Regions from separate parts of the Homo sapiens genome. Here region 1 is linked to region 2. The links are chromatin contacts, found by Hi-C or POLR2A ChIA-PET in ENCODE. All regions are on one chromosome and are shown on one strand. Each heading gives the region's core, a stretch centred on a gene start or an enhancer-like site at or near the end of the contact. The rest is flanking DNA. Distances are from core to core; before and after follow the strand shown. Region 1 overlaps AKAP6 (A-kinase anchoring protein 6). Region 2 holds the start of HEATR5A-DT (HEATR5A divergent transcript).

The links. Hi-C counts contacts between places; a loop is a spot of excess contacts on that map. ChIA-PET counts read pairs that join two places held with the same protein, here RNA polymerase II (POLR2A). Pooled maps may share reads with other maps.
Region 1: a loop to region 2 is called in a pooled map, with 2.2 times the contacts of the local background. The contact joins the enhancer-like site here to the promoter of HEATR5A-DT in region 2. A Hi-C loop is called at or near these places in 1 of 50 pooled maps. POLR2A ChIA-PET finds 5 or more read pairs at or near these places in 4 of 52 experiments (AG04450, PC-3 and WTC11).

Annotation. Positions count from the first base shown.
Region 1 is chr14:32,431,899-32,435,642 of GRCh38, forward strand. It overlaps AKAP6 (A-kinase anchoring protein 6), which reads left to right. Exons shown (of 14, transcript NM_004274.5): 2 at 1,562-1,919. The coding sequence starts at 1,596. Among named protein-coding and RNA genes, the nearest start is that of AKAP6, 100 kb to the left of the region's middle. Within about 2 kb of position 1,658, at least 5 of the 41 ENCODE cell types and tissues checked have a DNase peak (open chromatin) inside an H3K27ac peak, as active enhancers do.
Region 2 is chr14:31,418,937-31,422,245 of GRCh38, forward strand. HEATR5A-DT (HEATR5A divergent transcript) reads left to right here and starts at 1,822. Exons shown (of 4, transcript NR_110045.1): 1 at 1,822-2,041; 2 at 2,908-3,032. It overlaps HEATR5A (HEAT repeat containing 5A), which reads right to left and starts at 1,614. Exons shown (of 36, transcript NM_015473.4): 1 at 1,536-1,614. RefSeq lists a silencer at 1,075-1,194 and enhancers at 1,305-1,354, 1,785-1,934.

The DNA.
Region 1 (3,744 bases), core at 408-2,907, 1.0 Mb after region 2:
AATATGTCATAGGAGTAACTTAGTCTTAAGGCTTTTGTCAACTCAACAAGTCTTTTTTATTTCCACTCCTCATTCCTGTATGGAAAGATACATGTTTCTAGTCAAATTGGAAGCATTTTAAAAAGTTTCCCCTCTATTTTGGTATGTAAAAATAATTTTGCTTTTCTTTTTTTTTGCTGAATATTTGTTACTGTACAAATATGAACCACTTTTTGACAATCACATTTAATTTCTGATCTTTAGGTCAGTCACCTTTCATCTTTGGGGAAATAACAATATAAACTAACTTGAATTTGTAGAACCCGAAAAAAAAGTATAAAAGAAAAATAAATTCATTGCCTTGAGTAGAAGAAGCTGCTCTTGAGACTAAAAATAGTGCTTATTTATTTTAAAGTATAAGAGCCTAAAAGTTGATATTTTATACTAGACTCGTTCCAGAAGAAAGATAAATTTAATAGCTGGATAATTAAACTAATTAAATTCATCTTAAAATGCCACCTTACTTTTTGATGAATTACACTTATGTTATTTTAACTTATTTGGTTAATATTTTACTGTTTATGTATTTCAGACCAATTTATTACCCCTAAAATTCCAGAAGCCTCTAAAAATTCCATATAACCAAATATTAATGTAATTTAGATTGAGAGTTAATTAGATCTATTCAGTACAATCCATGATTTATACTTTCTAGGAAAGTAAAGATTTGGGATTGTCACAGGTTATTATTTAACTAACAAATCATAGAAAGGAGCAACATCTCCTGAATTCAGCTCAGTGTTTTTTGTGATTAGAACATCTTCCCACGTAGCTGTCCCACGTATTGAATATGTTGATTTTATAGTCAAAATGATGTTTGAATATTTCTAGTAGAAAAGCCCAAAATAATCCTGGCTTGAACAAGATAGAAGTTTGGTTTTTTCTCACATAAAAGAAGTACAGAGCAGCAATCAGACCTGGTACGGTAGCTCCTCCGGTATCAAGTGGAACCCGTGTTTCTACCCTCATGCTCCACCGTCCTCTACCCGTCATACGCAAAGGCCTCTCTGGGTCTGAGTTGCCAGCTGCTCTAGCCATCAAGTCCACATTACAGCCTGGAAGAAGGGGAGGAAAGTAGAAGGGCATAAAGGGAGCCCCTCCTAATTGAGTCAGCTCCCTGTAAGCAGCTCTCCCAGAATTTCAACACAACAATTCCACTCATTGGCCAGAACATGGCCACACCTAGCTGCAAGGGAGATAGGGAATGTAGTTTTAAATTCTGTGCAGGAATATGAACAGCTAAAAACCAGGATTTTGTTACTAAGAAATAAGGGAAGAATAGATGGGGGCGGTGGGGGGAGAGTAGTCAATATCACAGTGGTTTTATGTTCATATTATTTCCTGGCTCTTGGGGCTACCATGTAGAAAATCAAAACACCTCTTTCTGTTTTTGTTATGAGCTATGGTTTCTTAATTTAGAAATCTGGCTTAATTTAGAAATCCTGTTTCTTCTGTGAAGTATCATTTCTTTATTTGGCAATCTTGACTGACTCTTGCTTTCTTCTTTCCTCTTGCCTTTCAGCTGTTTTGGAAAGAAGTGAGGTTTAGACTTCTCCATGTTAACCATGAGCGTGACACTTTCCCCCCTGAGGTCACAGGACCTGGATCCCATGGCTACTGATGCTTCACCCATGGCCATCAACATGACACCCACTGTGGAGCAGGGTGAGGGAGAAGAGGCAATGAAGGACATGGACTCTGACCAGCAGTATGAAAAGCCACCCCCACTACACACAGGGGCTGACTGGAAGATTGTCCTCCACTTACCTGAAATTGAGACCTGGCTCCGGATGACCTCAGAGAGGGTCCGAGACCTAACCTATTCAGTCCAGCAGGATTCGGACAGCAAGCATGTGGATGTACATCTAGTTCAACTAAAGGTAAGGCAAGGTCTGTGATCCTCTCAGGATAGAAGTTTTCAAAAGGCTGTGGCACCTAGAGACTGTGTTCTGTAATTTCCAGTGAGGAATTGTCCAGGAAGAAAAGCACAGTACCAGGTTTCAAACCATTATCTTTAGAGATAAACATGGAAATAATTAATTCTTCTCTGATTTTACTACATGTGCTGATTATCTAGAATACAACTGGCCTTTGGTGATAGTGCAGAGAAATGGGGAAAGGGAGGGGTATTTTTGTGCAGTGTTATCAAAATAAGTTACACAGAATAAAAGTATTTAAAAACTCTTACAAAGGGTTTAATAAAAGACTCTTATAGGTAAAATATCAAATGCAGCTGTGATTGTGAGTATTTGTATGTGACTGTTATCTTCAGTTGAAGCTGATGCTGCCTTTGTGGCAAACAATGAATTCTGACATAGTAGGGAAGGGCAATGTTCTTTTACAATGAGTTGTTTCATCCAGGCACAATGCTTCATGTAGAACAAAGGTGATTTTATGACAACTCATCTAAAGTTCAGACATTTAAAAAAAAAGTCTGTGGACTCAGAAGCCCTTTAAAAGCCTGACTGTTGGTGATAATGAAATGGAGTTGCTAGTAAAGAGTACTACTAATAGCGTTTTTGGCCTAGGGACTTCAAGATAAGGTGAACCTCGCCCTGCCATAGTCACTCCTCTCTCCCAGGTCCTTGAGGGAAATACACACTCAGGTCAGTGACCTGCAGAGCAAGACAGGTTTATAACCAATCAGGGCACTGGCCACAAACCCCATGGTAAATTTCTAGTCAATTAGAAGTAACACTAAGGAAACTTCCTTTACCTAAACTGGTTCATCCTAAATAATCTGAAATGAAAGGTCAAACATTCTTGGATCTTAACACTTAAATGGTTTACAGGATGCAGCCATCAGCCTGAGTGGGAAAGATGAGCACTTAAAATGAAGCATAGAGCCTAGAGCAGAGCAGGCTCAGCCTTCTCAGGCTGGTTCAGCAGATCCAGAGCCCAGCTGCCCCATTACAGAAAGTGTTCAAATGAGTGTGGTCGGGGGAGAGAACAAAAGAGCCAGAATCTTAAAGGTGACTGGGCTTCTCCCAGGTTGAGCAGGTCTAGTGTCTGATTTCTACAGGTTATTAGGGAAAAAAGTACAAAAAGGCAACAGAGAGATGGCTAGGAATTAGCTTCAACAGAATGCAAACCCCAGCCATCTTTCTGCTGTTGCAGCAGGGAGTGATTTGACTCAGTCTGTGAAACATGGTTTGTATAATCAGAATAGCAGGTCTCCAACTCCTTGAGGTTAAAGTGAAATAGAAATTTGGAGGCTCTGCTTTGCCCCCTTCCCTTCTCTGTCCCCTCCAAGGCTACCCTTACATGTAGCTCCCATAAGTAGATAGGGGGTTAGGTTTATAAGGAAAGTCAACTACTGCTTTCTGGAATCTTTCAGACTTACATAGAAAAGGTGGGGACAATAAAGGGAAATATCTTTAGAAGTCTCAGTAAAAAAAATGTGTTGTTAAGGGCTATTAAAAACATTAATGAGTCAATTAACTTTATTGAATTACATTAACAACTTGGAAGTGAAAATTTAAATTTTAGTTCCAAATAAGAATGTAAAGTTTTTGTACAATTAACATAGGGTTATATTTAGTGTTTGAGAAACCAACTCTAGGGTTGTATGTATTTTTCTCATTGGAACTGCCTATCACGTTCTTACCTTGGTCAAAAGGTATTTCACACCCACCTCCATCAGCTCCATCCCTTAGTGTGGTCTGTCTCCCCTGCTGAGAAAGGAGCCCCAGGAGGGCATGAAGT
Region 2 (3,309 bases), core at 572-3,071:
TTTTTTTCTGTAGATAATATATTCATTAGTTTAATGTAGTTAATTTTAATTAATAATTTAAGAATTAAAAAGGTACTTTGGAGTCATGTATTTTCTGTGACTAAAGTCAGATACAATAATGAATAATACTAAAAAAGTGACCTAATCTAACATCCATAAATAGTGGAGGGAACTTAAGCTAGAATTCAGGTCTCCTGACTTTCAGGTGAGGAGTCTTTTCTTATTCTCCTATTCTATAGTCATCTAGGTAAAACAACTGCATTCCAAGGCACAACAAATCCATACTACAGTATTCTCCAACTGTCACTATTCTTATATTATAAATCCTGCCTGCTTATCAGTGAAGAAAAAAAAAAAGTCAATGGCATTAAAATGTAACACAAATCTCGGCTTCGATACTTTATCTAAAATTACTTTCTCAAAGACATACTTTCTAAAATGTTTGGAAAATTAAACAAAATTCTCCTCTCCCCATCCAACTAATGCTCAATTCTAACCACACTTCTGCTTTCCCTACAGCTTAAGTAATTTCACTGGGAGTATTTTCTCTGGAAGTTCTTAAGTGTACTTGTGGGCCCCTTTTTTTCCTCCTTAAACTTCTAATATCTTTCAGGCTGTAAATTCCTTAAGGGCGCCTAGCCCCAAAAAAGTGCTGCATATTTGTTCAATAAATGAATGCACATAAAAACAATGGATAACTATGACCTTTAATGTAGGAGCTCAAGCCATTTTATTATTATCTGACTTGACAGTCAAGAAAATTATCCCAACTTGCCAGAGGTATCCATTACTGTGATAAATAAACACTATAAAACGCTTTATAAAGTTTCTAAAGACTTTATAATCACTTGAAATAACGCCGCGTTGGCCGAGAGTAGGGTGAAAGAAAATGTTTCCTCACACTAAGCAAATGCCACCAAAGGAAAAGCTTTCTTTCCTGGAGAGAACTGCAACAGTTAGAAAGCAAATATCCACACTCTCCACTGCTCCCTTCTGGGAACTCTCTTTGAGGGTTCCTGCAGAAAACGAACGGGCCTCTGAGGAAGCTCGCCCGAAGGCCGGGCCGGGGCCCGGCTCCTGGCTGACCACTGGCGCAGCGGACGCCGCAGGGCGGGTCCCGGGAGCGGCGAGTTGGCGAGGCGGGCTCCGACTTGCTGACCTTCCCCACACGCCCGGCAACCCCGGCTCCCGCTGGCGGGCAGAGTCCACGCCTACCTGTTGTGCACAGGTGAAGCCAGACTTTCCCGTAGTCCAGGAGGAAGAACGGACCACGCTGTTTATCAGCCGACCCTGTGCCCCAGTCAGCCCCTTCTCGGCGGACTCCAGCCCTTAGGGTCAAGACACCTAGCCCCTCGACCGGTTCTCCCACCGGCTTCTTTCGCGATCACATTGCTGCCGCGACCACCCTCGGGATCCCCGAGCGCTCAACTCATACAGCGGCCCTGGTGCGTTCTCCTTCCCAGCCAACAGGCAGCCCAGACACAGCCCCCTCGCGCCCGGAGGTGTCCCCGCTCCCTGGATCCCCGACTGCCTGCCTTTGGGGGTCCTCCTCAGCTGAGCGTGCGTCCCGGTCCAGCAACGTTACCGGCTGCTCTGCTAACCCTAGCAGAGTCTGGAATTGCCGGCGGCGGCGACAGCGAGGCATTGAGGTGGGCGGGGCGCGCGTGGGGCGTGGCCGGAAAGCTCTCAGCGGCGAGCACCGCGGGAGCTAGCGATTGGGAGCGCGCCCTGCGCCGGGCCGCTGGTCCAAGGCCCCGCCAGCTGGCCGCCGAGCCATCGAGCGCCCACTCTGGCAGGCGTGACTGCTTCACCGTCGAAAGAGCGATGGAGACTGCGGCCCAAGTTAGGATTAGGACAGCGGTTTTTCAGTCCGGAGATTCCGGCCACAACTATTTTTGTCTGTTTTTATCGTAAGCCAGAGTCTTTGGGTGCAGCTCTGGGACACCTAAAGGGCCTGGAGAAATTCAGGCGGGGCCAGTGCTGTGGGGGTAGATGTTAGACGTGGAAGGGACCCTAGAGAGCCTTGACTGTGAGGACTGAGGTAAAGTGACTTGCTCAAGGTCACATACTAAGTCAATGGCAGAACTGAGACTAATAGCCTCTTACCTTGAGTCATGTGCGTTTTCCCACTACACTCAGCGTTTTAAATGTCATTTTTCAAGTTTCATTTTGAATCTATCTCCAGCTTACAAAAAGGTTGCAAGTATAGTACAAAGAACTTTTTTTCCCTGAATTGAGATTTAAATTGCTGACACCATGCCACATTGTCCCTAAGCACCTTCTACATAATCACAATATAACCATCAAAATCAAAACATTTACATAACTCGGCGTTTTACCAATTGTCCCAATAATATTGTTTATGGTAAAAGATTCCGTTCAGAATCAGGCATTGTATTTACTTATCATGTATCTTTCCTACTCTTCAAACTGGAACTCTCAGTCTTGCCTTGCCTTTCATATTCTTGACGCTGTTAAAGATTCCTGGCCAGTTATTTTTGTAGAATGGCCTTCATTTTGGGTCTGTCTGATATTTACTCATGATTACATTTAGCTAGGTATGACAGGACTCTAGAAGTGTTGCTGCTTTCTTCTCATGGCACCCTATCAGGTGGCACGATTTTAACTTCTCTCATTACAGATGTTTACTTTAATAAGGTGATGTCTGTTAGGCTTGTCCAGTGTGGTTACTTTTTTCCCCCCTTTGTAAATTAATAAGTATTTTGTGAGGGAGACTCTGAAACTCTCCTTTCAAGATATTTGTAAATATCTTGTTTCTCATCAAATCTTCAGTTAATGTATTTATATTAATTAGTATGGATCCAGAGGTTTCTATTTTGTTAAATGACTTATAATCCGTTTCTTTCTCTCTTTTCTCTCTCTCTTTTTTTTTTTTTTTTTCTTGAGACAGGGCCTCCTTTGTTGCCCAGGCCGGAGTGCAGTGGCTATTCACAGGTCGATAATGCAATCATGGTGCACACTACAGCCTTGAACTTCTGGGCTCATGTGATCCTTCTGCCTCAGCCTCCCAGGTAAGTAGCTGAGACTGCAGGCATGCACACCACCACACCAGCCAATATTCTGTCTCTATCATTATTTATTTTGATGCTCAATTATCCCAAGTTTGGTGGGTAGGGGCCCCATTCATTCTATCTTCTGTGATATGTGTGTGTGTGTGTGTGTGTGTGTGTGTGTGTGTGTTCAATTTTTTTTTAAGACAAGAAGACAAGGTCTCATATTCATTCTAGCTTCTGTGTTGTGTGTGTGTGTGTGTGTGTGTAATTTTTTTTTTTTTGAGACAAGAAGACA